Regions from separate parts of the Mus musculus genome. Here region 1 is linked to region 2. A link is a loop called in an ENCODE intact Hi-C map of the cell type or tissue named here. Cell type or tissue: left cerebral cortex. All regions are shown on one strand. Each heading gives the region's core, and the rest is flanking DNA. Links, peaks and the distances in the headings are about the cores only.

Evidence for each region. Peaks named below come from ENCODE experiments on the same cell type or tissue, not always from the same donor. Only the 100,000 strongest peaks of a DNase experiment are listed, where the experiment ranks them.
Region 1: a loop joins it to region 2, with 2.1 times the contacts of the local background. A loop is called at or near these places in 15 of 42 quality-filtered maps.

The regions. Positions count from the first base shown.
Region 1 is chrX:101,659,198-101,668,625 of GRCm38, forward strand. It overlaps Ogt (O-linked N-acetylglucosamine (GlcNAc) transferase (UDP-N-acetylglucosamine:polypeptide-N-acetylglucosaminyl transferase)), which reads left to right. Exons shown (of 22, transcript NM_139144.4): 6 at 2,055-2,134; 7 at 4,162-4,357; 8 at 4,646-4,786; 9 at 5,447-5,547; 10 at 8,081-8,234; 11 at 8,319-8,420; 12 at 8,783-8,962. Among named protein-coding and RNA genes, the nearest start is that of Ogt, 24 kb to the left of the region's middle. In left cerebral cortex, for the core only: no CTCF peak of the experiment used is centred there; no DNase peak of the experiment used is centred there.
Region 2 is chrX:101,577,092-101,586,519 of GRCm38, forward strand. It overlaps Taf1 (TATA-box binding protein associated factor 1), which reads left to right. Exons shown (of 39, transcript NM_001290729.1): 31 at 1,109-1,201; 32 at 1,281-1,365. Among named protein-coding and RNA genes, the nearest start is that of Taf1, 49 kb to the left of the region's middle. In left cerebral cortex, for the core only: no CTCF peak of the experiment used is centred there; DNase peaks (open chromatin) are centred at 3,864, 6,922 and 7,731.

The DNA of each region.
Region 1 (9,428 bases), core at 1,015-9,014, 82 kb after region 2:
ACGAATCTACACACACACACACACACACACACACACACACACACACACAGAGAGAGAGAGACAGAGATAGACAGACACACACACACACAGAGACAGCTAGCTAGCTAGCTTGGGGAGGTATTGGGGGAGACACAGATAGGTATTGTGTTTCTAGTTTTAATAGTTTATGAGAGGCTAGATAGATGGCTCAGGGGTTTTAAGAACATTGGCTGATTTTTTTCCAGAGGACCCAGGTTTGATTCCTAGCCTGCATATGGAAGTTCCAACCATTTATGACTCTAGTCTCAGGGATCTGAAGCCCTCTTCTGTTCTCTAAGGGTAACAGGCACGCAAGTGCACAGATATACATGTAGACAAAACAAGTGAGACAAGGTCCTAGTTGTCCTAGAAATCACTATATAAACCAGATAGGTCTCTATGTAGAAGATAGCTGCCTTTGTCTTCTTAAGTTCTAAAGGAACTAAAGTCATATGGCACCACACAGGGATAATCTCTTCATCTAATTCTCACTGGTCTGAAACTTGATGTGTAAGACCAGGCTGGCCTGGAATTCACAGAATTCTACCCATCTCTGCCTCTGCCTCCCAAATGCTGGGATTAAAGGCATATCCCACCATGCCCTGCTCATTTTTAAAGTATGATAATGGTAGTGTGGTTATGTTGGAGTAAAAAACCAGTCTTGTCTCCTCCCTAGGATTCATAATTTTAAAGGAGATGAGATGTTTGAGATTTGCTTCAGAATTATCTGGAGAAAGAGGGGGGTAGGTTAGAATATATACTAAATAAAAGCCAACGTGATTTATGAATTAATAAAGATAGTAATTCAAGACATGTGTTTATTGTCTTCCCAGGTTTTGTGTGTTTTTTTAAACTTTCCATAGAAATGTATTTAAAAGGAGCAGGTGTGGTTCATGCCTATAATCTCAGGCCTTGGGAGGTTGAGGCAGGAGGATTGATTGCCGTGAGTCCTGGGCCACACTGTCTTATATAGCGAATTCTAAGATAGCCTGGGGCTGACAGCAGAGTTAGACTTTACCTCAAAACAAAAAGTTCAAATGGTTTTCAGGGTAGATATCTACGACTGTAGATAATCTAAGCTAAATTTGTCACATCTTTATCTAATAGAGACTTGTTTGTTATCTATGTAAAAGAAGTGTTTCTAGGAATCTTTAAAATATTTGAAAAGCTTTCAGTGTTTTAGTTAAATTTGCATTTACTATTCTAGAGGATTATCTTTCTAGGGCCTTAGCCCAGCATTCTACCATTGAGCTACTACTCCCCAGCGCCAGAACATCAGTTGCTTATTTTGTAAAAGTGTCTCAGAGAGCCCCAGGCTGCCTACAAACTTACTGTGTAGCTGATGGTGACCTGAACTACTGCATGCTCCTACTTAGACCTCCCAGCTGCTTGAATTACAGGTTTTTGCCATACTTGGCTTAATGTTCCAACTCTAATTACATATCTTACTGAGGACTTGCTGAGCTGTGTGTATGGAGTAGAGGAACATACATACTTAAGAGCTCACTGCTTGTTTCTACCACTATCTTTTAGAAGAGTTAAATTAACTGAAGACAATAGGGCCAAGCATTAGAAATACTTATATGGTAGCGCAAGCCTTTAATAGTAGCACTTGGGAGGTAGAGGCAGGTCTGAACTCAGGATCTCTGCAAGAGCAGTCAGTGTTTTGGTTTTGTTTGTTTTTATTTTGTTTTGTTTTTTGTTGTTTTTTTTTTTTTTTTTTTTTTTTTTCCGAGACAGGGTTTCTCTGTGTAGCTCTGGCTGTCTTGGAAGTCACTCTGTAGACCAGGTTGGCCTCGAACTCAGAAATTCACTTGCCTCTGCCTCCCAAGTGCTGGGATTAAAGGCGTGTGCCACCACCAACCAGCCAATCAGTGCTCTTAACTGCTGAGCCATCTCTCCAGCCCCACAAACTGAGTTTTATTCTAGAAACAAAATGTAATTGGATATTTAAAATTACTTCAGAATAAAAGCTGAATGAGAAGTTAATGTGATAAAATCCTATCTTTTTCTAACTGACTGTCTTCTAATTTTAGGCTGTCACCCTTGACCCAAATTTTCTGGATGCTTATATCAATTTAGGAAATGTCTTGAAAGAGGCACGCATTTTTGACAGGTAAGAATGTTATGTTTGATCAATTTCCTTGTCTTTCTAGTTTGGACTAAAATGTGGCAATAGCTTCCAGAAGGACATTTATCAGCGTGCTCTCCCCTCCTGCTTCGTCACACTCTATTTCACAGTTTGGTGACTTTTCTTGTTGGTTTTCCTGAATGCTTTTATCCTTACACTTAATTCAGTTGAAATTTCCTTTATTATAAAACTGTTAGATATGATTACCTTTTGGACTGAATTGTTTTCTTGATCTGATTAAGAAAGCTAAGTAAAACTTGACTTTTGACTTTCTTATTTAAAATCAGCTTTTCTTTTTTTCTTTCTTTTTTTTTTTTTTGATTTATTTATTTATTATATGTAAGTACACTGTACCTGTCTTCAGACCCTCCAGAAGAGGGAGTCAGATCTCGTTACGGATGGTTGTGAGCCACCATGTGGTTGCTGGGATTTGAACTCCGGACCTTTGGAAGAGCAGTCGGGTGTGCTCTTACCCACTGAGCCATCTCACCAGCCCCCTAAAATCAGCTTTTCTAATTTATGTGTGTGTATGTGTGTGTGTGTGTGTGTGTTGTATGTACAGGTGTGTGCAGGTGAATGGCACATGGGAGTCCTGAAGAGAACATTGGTGTCTGTCCCCATTGTATCATTTTGTACTTTATTCCTTTGAGGCATTCTTTCCTTGAACCCAGGGTTTACATTTTTGGCTAGGTTGCCAGTCAGTATACCTCAATGATCTCCTGTTGTAGTCCGGTGCTGAGGCTACATGCTTTTACATGGCCATACCTAGCTTGTTAGGTGGGTTCAGGGATCTAAACTCATAAATACACCAAAAATTCTTAACGACTGATCATCTCTCCAGCCACTTCATTTATTTTACTTTATGTGTATGGGTGTTTTACCTGCGTATGTATCTGTTGGCCATGTTGGGAAGCCAGAAGAGAAGGCCTCAGATACTCGAGAACTGGAGTTATACATGACTGTAGTTATACATGGCTGTGAGCTGCCATGTGGGTTCTAGGATTCCAACCAGGGTCCTCTGGGAGAGCAGCCAGTGCTTCTGCCCACTGAGTCAGCTCTCCCCAGCTCTCCAGCCTTTGGTAACTTTTTTGTTGTTAAAGGAAAGCCGAGCAGGAACACACAAATGTTTTTCTCTGAAAATATGTTTTATAGTCTGGCACTTGGGAGGCTGAAGCAGGAGGATTGCTGTGAGTTCAAGGCCAGGCCCTTGATAGAGTAAGAACCTTTCTCAAAAACCATCCTGGGCTTGGTTGTAGTTGCTCACACCTGTAATACTACCACTTGAGAGGCCAAGGGAGGAGGCTTGCTCAGAGGTGGAGGCCAGCTAAAGCTGAACAGTAAATAATCTTATCTTAAAAAAAAAAAACAAAAAACAAGGGGCTGGTGAGATGGCTCAGTGGGTAAGAGCACCCGACTGCTCTTCCGAAGGTCCGGAGTTCAAATTCCAGCAACCACATGGTGGCTCACAACCATCTGTAACAAGATCTGACGCCCTCTTCTGGAGTGCCTCTACTACAGTGTACTAACATATAATAAATAAGTAAATCTTAAAAAAAAAAAAGAAAAGAAAAAACAACAACAAAAAAATAAAACCCAACATATCCCAAAATAAAAACGCAGGGTCAACCATTTTTACTCAGTGGTAGAGCCCTTGTTTAGCATGCATGAGGCCCTAAGTTCAGTTCTTAGCACCACAAAAAATATATTTTATTAAAAATGAGATTTTGATATATAATAAATCATATCAAGTTAATTCTCATTAGTTAAAATTAATTGGCATTTCATTTAATAAACTATTAAGGTTAGTTGGGCGAGATGGCTCAGTGAGTAAAAGTGTAAGCCAGTGACCTGAGTTTGATCCCTGGAACCCACAATGGAACCAACTTCACAAAGCTGCCTTCTACTTGTGCACTGTGGTCCATGGCAACCTGTACACATATCAGAAACACTAATAATAATATGTTTAATTAGTTGCACTTTGTGTATATGTGTTTGTTTTTGTTTCCTCACAGAGCTGTCGCAGCTTATCTTCGTGCCTTAAGTTTGAGCCCAAATCATGCGGTGGTGCACGGCAACCTGGCTTGTGTGTACTACGAGCAAGGCCTAATAGACCTGGCCATTGATACCTACAGGAGAGCTATCGAACTGCAACCCCATTTCCCCGATGCTTACTGCAACCTAGCAAATGCTCTCAAAGAGAAGGGCAGTGTAAGGATTTTGCCTTATTTTTACTTCCTTGTTATGTGGTAGAAAAGAAGAGTCTTCATTCATATTACATACATATTAAGTATTGAGATGTACATATTAAGTACTGAGATGGTTATATTGATTTCCTTTGGAGTGTTGTTTGCTGGGCAGGAGGATACTGGAAAGTGTCTGTTTTCTGGTGTGTTCCCAACCATTAGACTCAATGATGCACCTACTTGAATTACTAGAATAACAGTGGTCTCTTTGATTCTTCTGTGTAGTTTCTGAATGGTTTGTTTCATTTTCCAGGTTGCTGAAGCAGAAGATTGTTATAACACAGCTCTTCGTCTGTGTCCTACTCATGCAGACTCTTTGAATAACCTTGCCAACATCAAACGGGAACAGGGCAACATTGAAGAGGCAGTTCGCCTGTATCGCAAAGCATTAGAAGTATGTTCAGTGCCGTGGCTGGAGGGTTTAGCCTAGCCTGTGTGACAATAGAGGGAAAGCAGTTGTTTGCCTGCCATTCACCTCTGGGTTGATTTTTATTTTATTTTTACTTTTGGTTTTAGTTTTGGATTTTGAGGCAGGGGTTTTCTGTGTAGCCCTGGCTGTCCTCGAACTCAACTGTGTAGGTCAGGCTGGCCTCAAACCCAGAGAGTCCTAAGTGTTGGGGTTAATAAAGGTGTGCCCAACCACTGCTCAGCTGCCATTCACCTCTTTAAGAGGATCATTCATTATTGATGTAAGGTCCTGTGGACATGTAAGACACCCCTATATTGAGCTCATTATGCATAGGTGAGATCTGCACAAAGATTGACCAGTAAGCTAAGTAAAGCTAGTGCAGTGAAGAACTCAGGCCTGTGTCTAGTGGTTAGTAGGTGTGGAGGTTGATAAAAGTGGCATTACTCAGCATGAGTAACAGGAAGAGAGGCATACCTCTCGTTTGAAATGAAGATTGGTATAAAATGGAGAAGCTGTAGAATTTGAGCTACTAGACTTAGAAAAGGCGGAGAGAAGTTGGGATACATGGGGACGTACTCAGGGCTGTGGGAGGTAAAGGAAGATTCTTTCTGCTATTTAATGTCCGCTGTGATCGGAACTCTGTAGGTCTTCCCAGAGTTTGCTGCTGCACATTCCAATTTAGCAAGTGTACTGCAACAGCAGGGCAAGCTGCAGGAAGCACTGATGCACTATAAAGAAGCCATACGGTAAGAAACTCAGAGCTGCTTTCTTTCTATTTTCATTTTTGAGATTATAATTATATCATTTTCTCTTTCCTGCCTCTCCAAAACCCTCCCATAAACCATACCTCCTTGCTCTCAAATCCATGGCCACCTTTTTCATGAATTGTTGTAACGCACATATATGTATATGTATTTATATGCATATATATTTCTAAATATAACTTGTACAACCTGCATAATGTTACTTGTGTGTATGTTTTTAGGGTTGACCATTTGGTGTCGGATAACCAATTGGTGTGCTCTTCCCTACAGAAGACTCTCACAGACTCTCTACAGAAGACTCTCTCAATCTCTTAGTATCACTTAGATTGCCTGTATATCTTTGCATAGGATTGACGCCTATCCCCCCACCCACCCAAATCCAGTTCAGCATCTTTTTGTTCTTTCTCTTTTTGACAAGATTTCTCTAAGTAGCCCTGACTGTCCTGGAACTTACTCTGTAAGACCAGGTTGACCTGGAACTCAGATCCACCTGCCTCTGCCTCCTCTGCCTCCTCTGCCTCTCAAAATTCAGGGATTAAAGTTGTGTGCCACCACTACCTGGCATCTATTTTTGTTAAGGCTTGGCATAGTGCTATATACTTTAATCCCAGCACTCAGGAGCTTATGTAGTTCGATCTCTGTGAATTTAAGGCCAGCCTAATCTACGTAGCAAGAGCTAGGCCAGCCAGGGCTACATGGTAAGACACCGTGTAAAACAAAAATTTGGGCCTGGAGAGATGACTCAGGGATTAAGAATACTGTCTGCTCTTTGAGAGTATCTAGGTTCAATTCCTGGTACCCATGTGGTAGCTCACAACCATCTATAAATCTAACCTAGGAAATCCTGCCTTTCAAGGGCACCAGGCATATCATGTTACACAGCCATACATGTGGGCAAAACATCCACACACATAAAATAATAAAAATAATTTAAAAAAATTAACTATTTTAAACTTTCTTTTTTTTGGTTTTTCGAGACAGGGTTTCTCTATATAGCTCTGGCTGTCCTGGAACTCACTTTGTAGACCAGGCTGGCTTCGAACTCAGAAATCCGCCTGCCTCTGCCTCCCGAGTGCTGGGAATAAAGGTGTGCGCCACCACGCCGGGCTATTTTAAACTTTTTAAGAGCCAGGGTTTCATTATGTAGCCCTGGCTGTTCTGGAACTTACTATGTAGATCAGGCTGGCCTTTAAACTTACTGAAATTTACCTACCTCTGCCCCCCATGTCCTGGGTTTAAAGGCCTGTACTGCCATACTCGGCTTCCTTATTTTAAACCTAAAAATCATTAAAAATTATTCATCTGTATATGGGTATATGTTGTGCATGTAGGTCCCTACTGAGGCCAGAAGAGGGAGGGAAGGTGTTAGACCTCCTGGGGTTGGAGTAAGGCAGTTGTGAGCTGCCCCATGTGGATGCTGGGAACCAAACCCAGGTCCTCTGGAAGAGCAGCCAGTGCTCCTAGCTGCTGAGCCACTCTCTCAGCCCCTTGTTTTTTGTTTATTCACTTAGTTTTCTTTTTTTTTTCCCCTGAGACAGGACTTTTCCCCAACTGTCCTGGATCTCCATGTGGATCAGGCTAGCCTAGAAGTCATGTACTGGGGTTAAAGGGATGTTCTGTTTTAATTTTTTTTCCAGACAGGGTTTCTCTGTATAGCCCTGGCGGTCCTGGAACTCACTCTGTAGACCAGGCTGGCCTCGAACTCAGAAATCCGCCTGCCTCTGCCTCCTGAGTGCTGGGAATAAAGGTGTGCGCCACCACACCTGGCCTGTTTTAATTTTTTAATAATTCTATTTCATTTATTTTGTGGGTGTGAGGAAATGTGGGCTTATACTGTAGTGCCCATGTGGAGGTCAGAGGACAACTTATTGGAGTTGTTTCAGCTTTTCATAGTTTCTGTGGTTGAACTCAGTTATCAAGCTTGATTGTAGCTTCCTTTACCTGCTGAGCCATCTCACTAACCTTTTCAAATTACTCCTTTTTTTTCTTTTTAAAGACAGGGTTCCTGTCTGTATCCCTGGTTTTCCTGAACTTGCACTGTAGAACAGGCTGGCCTCGAACTCAAAGAGATCTGCCTGCCTCTGCTTTCCAAGTACAGGGAACACACCCAGCTTATTATTGTCATATTTTAAAAGATTAATTTACTTTTAATTATGTGTGTATTATATGTGTATAAAATGTGCATAAATTCCCTAAGTGGGTGCTTTATGCCCCTAGAGCTGGACGTTGATGTTGGGAACAGAATTCAGGCTCTGGAAGAGCAATGAGAGTTCCTAATTGCTGAGCCCCAGTTATCATCATTTATTGTTACTATTTAATAATTTATTACCTAATTAAAGGTTTGACATTTGGCAGGTGTTAAAATGATTCTCCTTCCCTCTTTGGTGCTGGGGTTTCAAACTAGGCCTCACGCTTGGTAGGCGAGTATTGTAGCACTAAACCATGTGCCAAAGCCCCCAAGTGCTTTACAACAAGATTTTGCATGAGGTAATCAAACCTTTGTCTTCTCCTTCAGAATTAGTCCTACATTTGCTGATGCTTATTCCAATATGGGAAACACTCTAAAGGAGATGCAGGATGTGCAGGGCGCTTTGCAGTGTTATACTCGTGCCATCCAGATTAATCCTGCCTTTGCTGATGCACACAGCAATCTGGCCTCCATTCACAAGGTACTGTTGTTTATTCAAATATGGGGTACCTTAGCACTGACCTATCATTGTAAGAAACTCCTTACAAGTTCGTTTTCTTTCCAGGATTCAGGGAATATCCCAGAAGCAATAGCTTCTTACCGCACAGCTCTGAAACTTAAGCCTGACTTTCCTGATGCTTATTGTAACTTGGCTCATTGCCTACAGGTAAAGAATAAATGGTCCATTATTTTTCTTTCTGCAACGTCACCATTTTTTAATTGTGTGTCATAATAATCTAGGCCTGTTTAGAGACAAGACAGTGTTTTCATTTTTATTTTTTATTTTATTTTTATTTTTTTGGGGCAACTGGCAGTCATAGGGCAGCTTTTAGGAGTCATTTCTTTTAGCACCTGGGTCCTAGGCATTGGACTCGTTGTCAGGTACGCAAGGTACGCCTTTTCTCAGCGAGCCAGCCGCAAGACCATGCTTGTAGGAGATTGCCTAATACTACTCTAGGAGCTCAAATACTTGTAAAATAAATCTTTGGGTAGGTTTTTTGGGTGATAATTTCTTTTTGCTTCCTCTAGATTGTCTGTGATTGGACAGACTATGATGAGCGGATGAAGAAATTGGTTAGTATTGTAGCTGAGCAGCTAGAGAAGAATAGACTGCCTTCTGTCCATCCTCACCATAGCATGCTGTACCCTCTTTCCCATGGCTTCAGGAAGGCTATTGCAGAGAGGCATGGGAATCTCTGCTTGGATAAGGTGACTCCTGTTTTAATCTTTTTGTTATAAACTAAAATGCAGATAGAGAAAAACATTGTATAAATTAAATGTATGGCTTTACCAGCTAGAAATGAAACTGTCTTAGCTGCCCTTGAAGCTACTCTTCACTGTGGCTTCACTGTGGCCTGACTGCAGCGCAGTTCTTCGTTTCTAATGGTAGTGTTTTCCTTTAAGGTGGAAATTTAGGCTAGGCATAGTGGCACAAACCTATCCCAGTACTTCTGTAATCTCAAAACTTAGAGGCAGAGGATGGTGAATTGAGGCCAGCCTAGGCTACATAGCATACATAGCTCCTGCCTCCAAACCACAACCAAGCAGAAACTTCCCATCTAAAAAGCAAGCTAAGAAGCCAGGTGTGGTGGCGCACGCCTTTATTCCCAGCACTCGGGAGGCGGAGGCAGGAGGATTTCTGAGTTCGAGGCCAGCCTGGTCTACAAAGTGAGTT
Region 2 (9,428 bases), core at 654-8,653:
AGTATTGAGTATTTCTACACTCTTGAATAGCCTGGGAGAGCAAAGCTGTCAACTAATAGTAGATTCTTGATTTAGAAATGCTCATCTACAAATAACACTTTCAACATTTTTATTGCATTTATTTATTTGTGCATGTTGTGGGGGGAAGCATAAATCATGTTTTGTGTGTGGTCAAAACAACTTGGTATAGGCTGGAGAGATGGCCCAGCAGTTACGAGCACTAACTGCTCTTCCAGAGGTTCTGAGTTCAAATCCCAGCAACCACATGGTGGCCCACAACCATCTGTAATGGGCATCTGATGCTGTCTTCTGCAGTGTCTGAAGATAGCAAAATAAATAAATCTTAAAAAAACAAAAAACAACAACTTGGTAGAGTGTAGTGGTACAACCTTTCATCCCAGCACTTGAGAGGCAAAAAGCAAGTGGACCTCTGAATTTAAGGCAAGCCAGGGCTACACAGTAGGACCCTGTCTTTTTTTTTTTTTAAACCCCTTGCAGAATTGTTAGGCTTCCCTTCTAACCTGTGGGTTCCAGGAATTAAATTCCGGTCAGTGGGCTTGTTGGTAATCACCTCTACCCACTTAGCCATCTAGCCTGTTCACAAAAAAAAAAAACAAAAAACAAAAAAACCCCACAACAATTACTCAATGTTGTTGTCCCTTTTTTGTTTAATTGTTCTTTTTTTTTCAACATTTTATGGTAAGGCTATCATTTATCATACTAGTTCTGTGGACCATTTTATATATTGGTCCCCCCAGAAATTCTGAATTAAATTTTCTGTTGCATATAGTCATAATGATCTATGTCTACAGTATTAAAATTTTTTCAAGATAGAACTGTGGAATAAGCAATTTTATTCTAGTTTGCAAAACTTAGTCTTTAACACAGAAATAAGATTTTAGTTGTAAGTTTAGAGGAGGGATTCTCACTTTATCTGGATGTAAGAATCCTTAGTGAGATCCTGAAATTATAATTTTGCGTGCAGATTCATATTTTTGTGGAACGAGTCTATACTTTTCATCAGAAATATTTATAACTCAATGAAAATTGGACCTCTTTGTTATAAGTAATGGTTTTCACTTGACTTCCTGTGCTTTCTTTTTACTAGTCTTGGCCATTTCATCACCCAGTTAATAAGAAATTTGTTCCAGATTATTACAAAGTGATTGTCAGTCCAATGGATTTGGAGACTATACGTAAGGTGAGTGATTTTTTTTTTATGATCAGTGGCTTTTTATAATATTTTTGTATGTGTAGCTGAGTGCCTGTTTTTATCATAGAATATCTCCAAGCACAAATACCAGAGTCGAGAGAGCTTTCTAGACGACGTAAACCTGATTCTGGCCAACAGTGTTAAGTACAATGGTGGGTATTTATGTTTTTTCCTCTATCATGAGTTTTATGTATCCAACATTAATTTACATTACTAAAATTTTAAGGCTTAAGCAGGTTTGAGCAGTGATAGCTAAATCAAGTAACTTAGTTTACTTTTTTAAAATTTTGTTTCTACATTTATGTATTTGTGCTATCCTTGTGTGCTTTTGGAGGTTAGGGGACAACTCAGAGAATTGGTTCTCTGTTTCCACCATGTGGGTTCGAACCTAGATTGTCAGGTTCAGGGCTGAACCATTTAATCTGCTCAGTTTTTAAAGTAGGTATATATTTTAGTGTGTGTTCTGTAAGGATCACTATTAAAGAATCATGGAAATCAGTCTATCCTTTCTTTTGAAATCGTGTAAAGCATAGGAAAATGAGGCATTAATGAAAATCAAATGGATGTTCCCTGTCCTTTGAGTCATCACTGTGTTTCTATAAGCTTTGAAAAGCTATATCCCAAAGTTCTATGGAGCTGAGGCTGAAGTGTGTAGCTGGCTATATAGACCATGGCAAACTTTGCTGTATGTAATTTTGCTCAGCACCTGAACCAATGGAATAATGTGTGCTAAACACTTTGCTAGCTGCTTTAACTTCTGATAATAAGGATGGTCTCTGTGTTCAAGTACTTTATACTTCAGTTGATATAAACAAAACACATCTTGACAAGGGCTATAAATAGAAAGGTATACAAAAGGCGTTACTGGAAAAACAATACTCTAATCTGAGGGCTAGGAAAAACTTCATAAATTAGTAAAAGTTAAAGATTTTTTGTTTTTGAGACATGGTCTCATGTATTATAGGCTGACCTTGAACCTGCTCTACACATGAGTTCATCTTCCTGCTCTCACCTCTCATGTTTGTGGGGCACCAAGCATGGCTAAGACATTTATTTATTTTATTTATTTATTTATTTATTTATTTATTTTTAAATTTTTGAGACAAGAATCTCACTCTGTAGCCCTGCCTGGCCTGGAACTCACTATGTAGACCTCATAGAGACTGGCCTGTCTTCTGCCACCACACTCAATCCAAAAAATTATTATAATTTAAAAACGTTTTAAATGGCCAGGTGTGTGGAAGACAGAAGAAGATGGGTCTCTGTGAATTCGAGGCCAGCCTGGTCTATATAGTGAGTCCAGAACAGCCAGGGCTCAGTTAAACAGAGAAATCCTGTCTTGAAACAAACCAACAAAAAAAACCCTGTAATATTTATATTTTAATTATGTGTCGGTGTGCATGTGAGGAGGCCAGAAGGGAGCATGAGATCCCCTAGAGCTGGAGTTAGAAGTGAATGTGAGGTGCCTGACATGGATGCTGGAAACTGAAGTCAGGTCTTTCAAGAGCAGCAAATGTTCTTAACCATTTGAGTCATCTTTCTAGCCTCAGGAATTTGTTTTTTAACTGAGTCTTAAGGGATGCTCACTATCATGGTTAATTTCTGAGCATCTTCTATGCTGAACAATAGTGAAGAGGAAAAGGATGATGAAGTTCCAGATAGCCAAATAGATGGAAAAGTACAAGTAAGTTTGGCTTGAGTATAGGGTGATGGCTAGGTTTGACTATAAAAAACAAGGGGAGGGGCTGGTGAGATGGCTCAGTGGGTAAGAGCACCCGACTGCTCTTCCGAAGGTCAGAAGTTCAAATCCCAGCAACCACATGGTGGCTCACAACCATCCGTAATGAGATCTGACTCCCTCTTCTGGTGTGTCTAAAGACAGCTACAGTGTACTTACATATAATAAATAAATAAATCTTTAAAAAAAAAAAAAAACAAGGGGAATATAACTGACGTTCAAAGGCCAAGTAAGTCACACTAAACCAGTGGAGAGGAGAGGGATAGAGTTTTAGTAAATACCATTTGGGAAGTTATCAAATAATAAAGTGGAGGGGAATGAGATTTGGAGACTAGTAAAGAAACTCTTAACAGTTCCCATGTTGAAAAACAAAACTTAATAGCCTGGACAGTTAAGAAGCAGCAGCAAAAAAGGCCTGGCATGGTTACACATGCCTTTAACCCTAGCACTCAGGAGACAATGGCAGGCAGTGAGTTCAAGGATAGCCTAGTTGGTCTACATGGTAAGTCCTAGGATAGCCAGGGCTCCAAAGAGAGACTCTGTTTCACAAAAACCAAAACGATATGGGCAATGGTGGTACATGCCTTTGATCCCAGCACTGGGGAGGCAGAAGCAGATAAACCTCTGTGAGTTTGAGGACAGCCAGGGCTACACAGAAGATATTGTCTCGAATAACAGAGAGAGAGAGAGAGAGAGAGAGAGAGAGAGAGAGAGAGAGAGAGAGAGAGAGAGAGAGAGAGATATTATATAGATAGTAAGAAAGCAAAATTGATACTTCATAATTGGACCATGACTGATACCTTTATAAAATGCTCTGTGTGTTTGTGTTTTAAGTGGGACATTACAGTTGGACTATACAAGGAAAGCCTTGTGGGCCAAGTGTGGTGACTCACACTGTTAATTCTAGCACTCAGGAAGCAAAGACAATTAGATCACAAGTCTTTTTGAGTTCTACATAGAGTTCTAGGCCAGCCAGAATTACATAGTGAGACCCTATCTCAAAAGCAAACTTCAAAGAGACAATGTTAGAGATTGTCTAGGATATGTCTCAATAGAATGGAGATATAAACTATTTAACATGAAGTTTTGCACTGACTTTTGTTTTAGGGCTTTTTTTTTTTTTGAGATGCAGCCGGGTGTTGGTGGCACACGCCTTTTATCCCAGCACTCCGGAGGCAGAGGCAGGTGGATTTCTGAGTTCGAGGCCAGCCTGGTCTACAAAGTGAGTTCCAGGTCAGCCAGGGCTACACAGAGAAACCCTGTCTTGAAAAAAACAAAAACAAAACAAAAAAACCCATCCCATTATCCAGTTTTCATTTCATTTTAACTCCTTCATATATGCCACATTATATACAAGACTATTTCCATAGAATTTAAAATTTTCATTCTGCTTTAATGATAGCCATGTTTCTTTGAATATGCAGTATTTCTCCATCTTTTCATTTCCCATTCATGTTTCAAAAAGAGCTTTTTGATTTTGCTTTTGAGATAGTCTTGCTATGTTGCTCAGGCTAACCTCAAATTGGTCATCTTCCTCAAGTTCCTCAGTGCTAGGATTGTACAGTTTTATGCCTCTGTATCCAGCTTTTTACTCCAATATAGCTTCTACTGTGCCAAGTATATCCTAAGTGAACAAGATCACATAATTCCCCTTGATAATAGGCCATTTATAGTCCTTATCTTAATCTTACTCCAAGAGTTAGTCACTTCTTTGAAACTGTACTGTGATGACAGATGTCTTCCCTTTTAAACCTTTTCATGCCTTTTTAGTCTCCTTGCTGAATATTCTTACTCATATATTTCAACTACCATCTCTTTCTTGATGACAGTATTCTAGACAAAGATTTATGCCTCCAACCACCTGCTTAAAATTGTTCTTTTTAAAAAATCATGACTACATGTCTGTGTAACATGTGCATGCAGTATCTACAAAGGCCAGAGAGGACATCAGATTCTCTGGGCTAGAGAGAGAGGTGGGGAGGAAGGAAGGGAGGAAAGAGATCATGTGGATGCTGGTCCTCTGCAAGAGCATCCAGTGTTCTTAACTATTGAGCCACCTCTCGGGCCTTATAAAATAAATATTAGAAAGAAAGGCCAATGGGCCAAAGGGCACAGCGCCTGGAAAGTGAGGTGGTGCTGTAGAATGACAAGGAAGAAGTCCATCTCAAGTATAAGAAAGCTGCTAAAATCAGGTCTAGGGAGTTGGGTTTCGAAGTGTTTCATTACTTATTGAATAAAGGCTCAATGAGCATTCCTTGTCACTCTTTATCAGTGGTTCCTTAAATACACTTTTGTAGTACTGTATGCGTTATTGAAATTTGAAGTTTGGGCTGGGCATAATTTTGGATGGCAGCATAACTTTAATCCCAACACACTATAAGCAGAGGTAGGCAGATCTCTGAGAGTTTGAGGCCAGCATGATGGTGTGTTCCAGGCCAGACCAGCTAGAGTTACATAGTGAATTCTATCTCATTGTATAGCCCTGGCTAGCCTGGAGTAGCCTATGTAGCTACCCTATGTAGCCACTATACCTATTTTAGTGTTTAAGGGGCTGGTGAGATGGTTAAGAGCACTGAGGAGCTCTTGAGTTCCAGGCCAGCAAGGGCTATATGTAGGACCTTGTCTCCAACAATAAAAACAAACCTAGGTCATAATAGCCTCTTTTTTTAAAAAAAAAAATGCCATTTTGTTTGTTGAAGACAGGGTCTCACTTTGTAGTCTTGGCTGGCCTTAAACTCATGAAGACCTACATGCTTCTGCCTCCTGCATGCTGTAATTAAAAGCATATGCTACTACATTCAGCTTAATCAATTGAAGAAATGATTATGTAGACAGGTGAGCCTCTGCTTCCTAAGTGTTGGTATTGTTTTCTTCATGTATGAGTGTGATACTTATAGGAGAGGGTTATCTCTAGTATGGTAGAAATAGCATTAAGGGAACTGTAAGCCTAGGAGTGATAGCAAAGCTGTTTACTTAGTGAACAGGTAGTTGTCTTTGTAATTTTACAGCTATCTGGCAGTAATAATGCTTGTTTGCTTCTTGTTACATCACTGCAAATACAGGAAAAAAGAATTGTTCTAACTGGGCGTGGTGGCCCACACCTTTAATCCCAGCACTCGGGAGGCAGAGGCAGGCAGATTTCTGAGTTTGAGGCCAGCCTGGTCTACAAAGTGAGTTCCAGGACAGCCAGAACTATACAGAGAAACCCTGTCTCGAAAAACAAAACAACAAAAAAAAAGACTTTTTTTAAATCTTAAATAACATTCTGTTTTCCTAAAGCAGTCATTAAATTTCTACTATTTAAGAACATGATTCGGGCTGGTGAGATGGCTCAGTGGGTAAGAGCACCCGACTGCTCTTCCGAAGGTCCAGAGTTCAAATCCCAGCAACCACATGGTGGCTCACAACCATCTGTAACGAGATCTGATTCCCTCTTCTGGAGTGTCTGAAGACAGCTACAATGTACTTACATATAATAAATAAATAAATCTTTAAAAAAAAAAAAAAAAAAAAAAGAACATGATTCTCTAAGCTCTGCAAATCCTTATTTAATTGGGTAAACTCTGAGTAAATACATTTTTTTTCAGTAAGACAGTTTCGGTCCCTCTGGCCATGATTTAATAAAAAAGTGAAATATACTCACAGGTTTTCTTTCTTCTTCTTTTTCTTTTTCTTTTTCTTTTCCTCCTCCTCTTCCTCTCTCTCTCTTCCTTCTCCTCCTTCTTCTTCTACTTTTTCTTTTCTTCTTCTTCTTTGCTAGTAAGTAACTTAATCTGTTGGGTAGAATGATAATTTATATTAATTTACCTTTCCTGGTAATTATGGCACCATTCTGGAAACAACTAGTGTGTTTGTGTGTGTTTCCTTGTAAGGTCTAGGAAACTGGAATTCTATTTCTGTTTAATTCTCCCTCCCAGCAGCCTCAACACTTTGTTCCCAGAGAGGCCCCATTACCTTTGTATGTCTATCTTTTTTTCCCTACAGCTCGTCAGCATACTTTTAGTAAGTTCCTAGTGTATTTTTAGGTTTATGGAGGTGGATGTAGACCTTGGGATAATTTTATTCTACCCAGAAAAAAGATACATACAGAATTTTGTTCAGGATGTTTGTGAATCTCTTTGCTTCATTACTTCTTCATTCAAGAATTGCTGCTAAGATAACAGTAAGAAAAATGTCTGGGTATGTGTATATACTTAACAGTGGTTTACCCAACTCTAGCATATTTCATTATAAAGACTTAAATGCTAATTTTCTTACATAGTAACAAAATGGAATTAAATATCTGGAAACAAACTTGTGAACATAGGTTGTCTAAAACCAGCAGCAGTTACAGATAGCCTGTGATAAAAACATAAGCAAGGGATAGCATTTGTAATTTTCTTTTTATATTCTAGAGGCATTATTTATTAGTGAATATTTCTTTAGAGGTATTGCTTTCAAAGGAAGTAGGAAGAGATGTTTTCAAAATGATTTCCAGAGAGAAACACTACAAACGTGTAAAACTAATTGCCTTCATATTAAAATTGGCATGTTAAGAATTTGATCTGTGTTTATATGTTCAAACTGAAAAACACTAAAGGCTGAATTTCTAGTCCATGTCCTTGTAGGCATAAGAGCCAGTATACAGAAACTGGTGTTATATTAGTTCATTTTAAGGAGGTCTGTAGCCTCTCTGTAGCTTTGATTTGTCTGTATCATTACATAACCACCACATGAAGCTTGTTCATCTGCTTATGTACAGACACAGGCTAGAAGGGATTTGATATCCTTTTCTCTCATTCTCTGCATCTTCCTTTGAGGCAGGTTCTCCTCCTGAACCTGCAACCTGGTCTTGCTAGGCATGACGCCAGCAAGCCCCAGCAGTACTCCTGTGTCTGTTCTGCTCAAATCTGGGGAATGCTCAGAGTATTATGCATATACTGGGATCTGACTCTAGTCTTCATGATTGCAGAGTAAGTGCTCTTAAGCACTGAGCCAGCATTCTGGATCTACAATAAATTTTGATTAAGTCAGAGTCTCACTGGGTGGCGGTGGTGTACACCTAGAGGTAGGGGCAGGTGGTTCTCTGAGTTCAAGGCCAAACTGTTCTGTAGAGTGAGTTCCAGGAAAGCCAGGGCTATACAGGGAAACCCTGTCTTGGGGAACAGGGGCAAGTGTCTTGCTTTATAGGCTGGGCAAGAACTTGTAATTATCCTGCCTCAATCTCCCAAAGTGCTGAAATTACAGGCTTAAGCCACCATGCATGGCTTGCCTGAGAACCTTTGCATGTAGTCTCCTTTCTGTCAATATTTTGAATATCAAACTACTGATTGATTAGAACTAGGAGATAAAAAAACAAAGACAAAAAAAAACAAAACAAAAAAACAAGGTAGGCATAGCGGTACATGCACTTGGGAGGAAGAGGCAGGTGGGCTTCTGAGTTTGAGGCCTGGTCTTTAGAGCAAGTTCCAGGAGCCAGGCTACAGAGAAATCCTGTCTTTAAAAACACAAACAAACAAAAACCAAAACTAGGAGATCAAAAATCCAGAAACAAGCTATAGCTGTACTTTGTATATGTTGGGGGTGAGGCTAGGTGAGACAGTATCTTGGTGTTACAAGTTGTACTGGCCTCCTGCCTTAGCCTCTGTAGTACTTAGATAAAAGGTCAGTGCCACTACACTGTTCTTAATCATGTATGTCCTTAATATTTTAGTGATTGGCTTAAGCTCTCTTTTTGGTTTATTTGTGCCTGGCATAAGGATACATCCTCATCATCCGTTTTGTTTTTTGAGACAGTGTTTCTCTGTGTAGCCCTAGCTTGTCCTAGAACTTGCTCTGAGACTGTGGCCTCAAACCCACACAGATATGCCTGCCTGTCTCCCAAGTTCTGGGATTAAAGGCGTATGCCACCACTGCTCAGTGAATTTTATTTTATTTTATTTTGCATATTTTGTGTGTGGGGGGGTAGTAAAGATAGAACCTAGAGCTTTGCACATGCCAGGAAAGTACTCTACCATCAAAATATATTCCCAACACTGTCTGATTTTTTTCTAAAGTTTTAAAAACTGTTTTTATTCATGTTTCTGGTATGTATATGAGAGAGAGAGAGAGAGAGAGAGAGAGAGAGAGAGAGAGAGAGAGAGAGAAGAGAAAATGAATATGGGTACCCTTAGGGGCCAAAAGAGGACATTGGATCTCCTAAAACAAGTGACTATGAGCCACCTGATGTGGGCACTTAGATCAGAACTGGGGTTCTCCGTAAGAGCAGAAAGCATTCTTAACTACTGAGCTATCTCTAACCTTTAGATTTTGGATATAAGATAGAAGGTCTCTAACTGTTACATGCCAGCCTCAAATTTAACTATAGTCCAGGTTAGCCTGGAGTTGATGATCTGCTGCTTTATCCTCCCCAGCGCTGAGATGAAGGCGCTATCATGTGTGGCTCCATTTCACATATTTTAGAATAGATTATGTATGCTTAGGGGATGTTTTACTTGA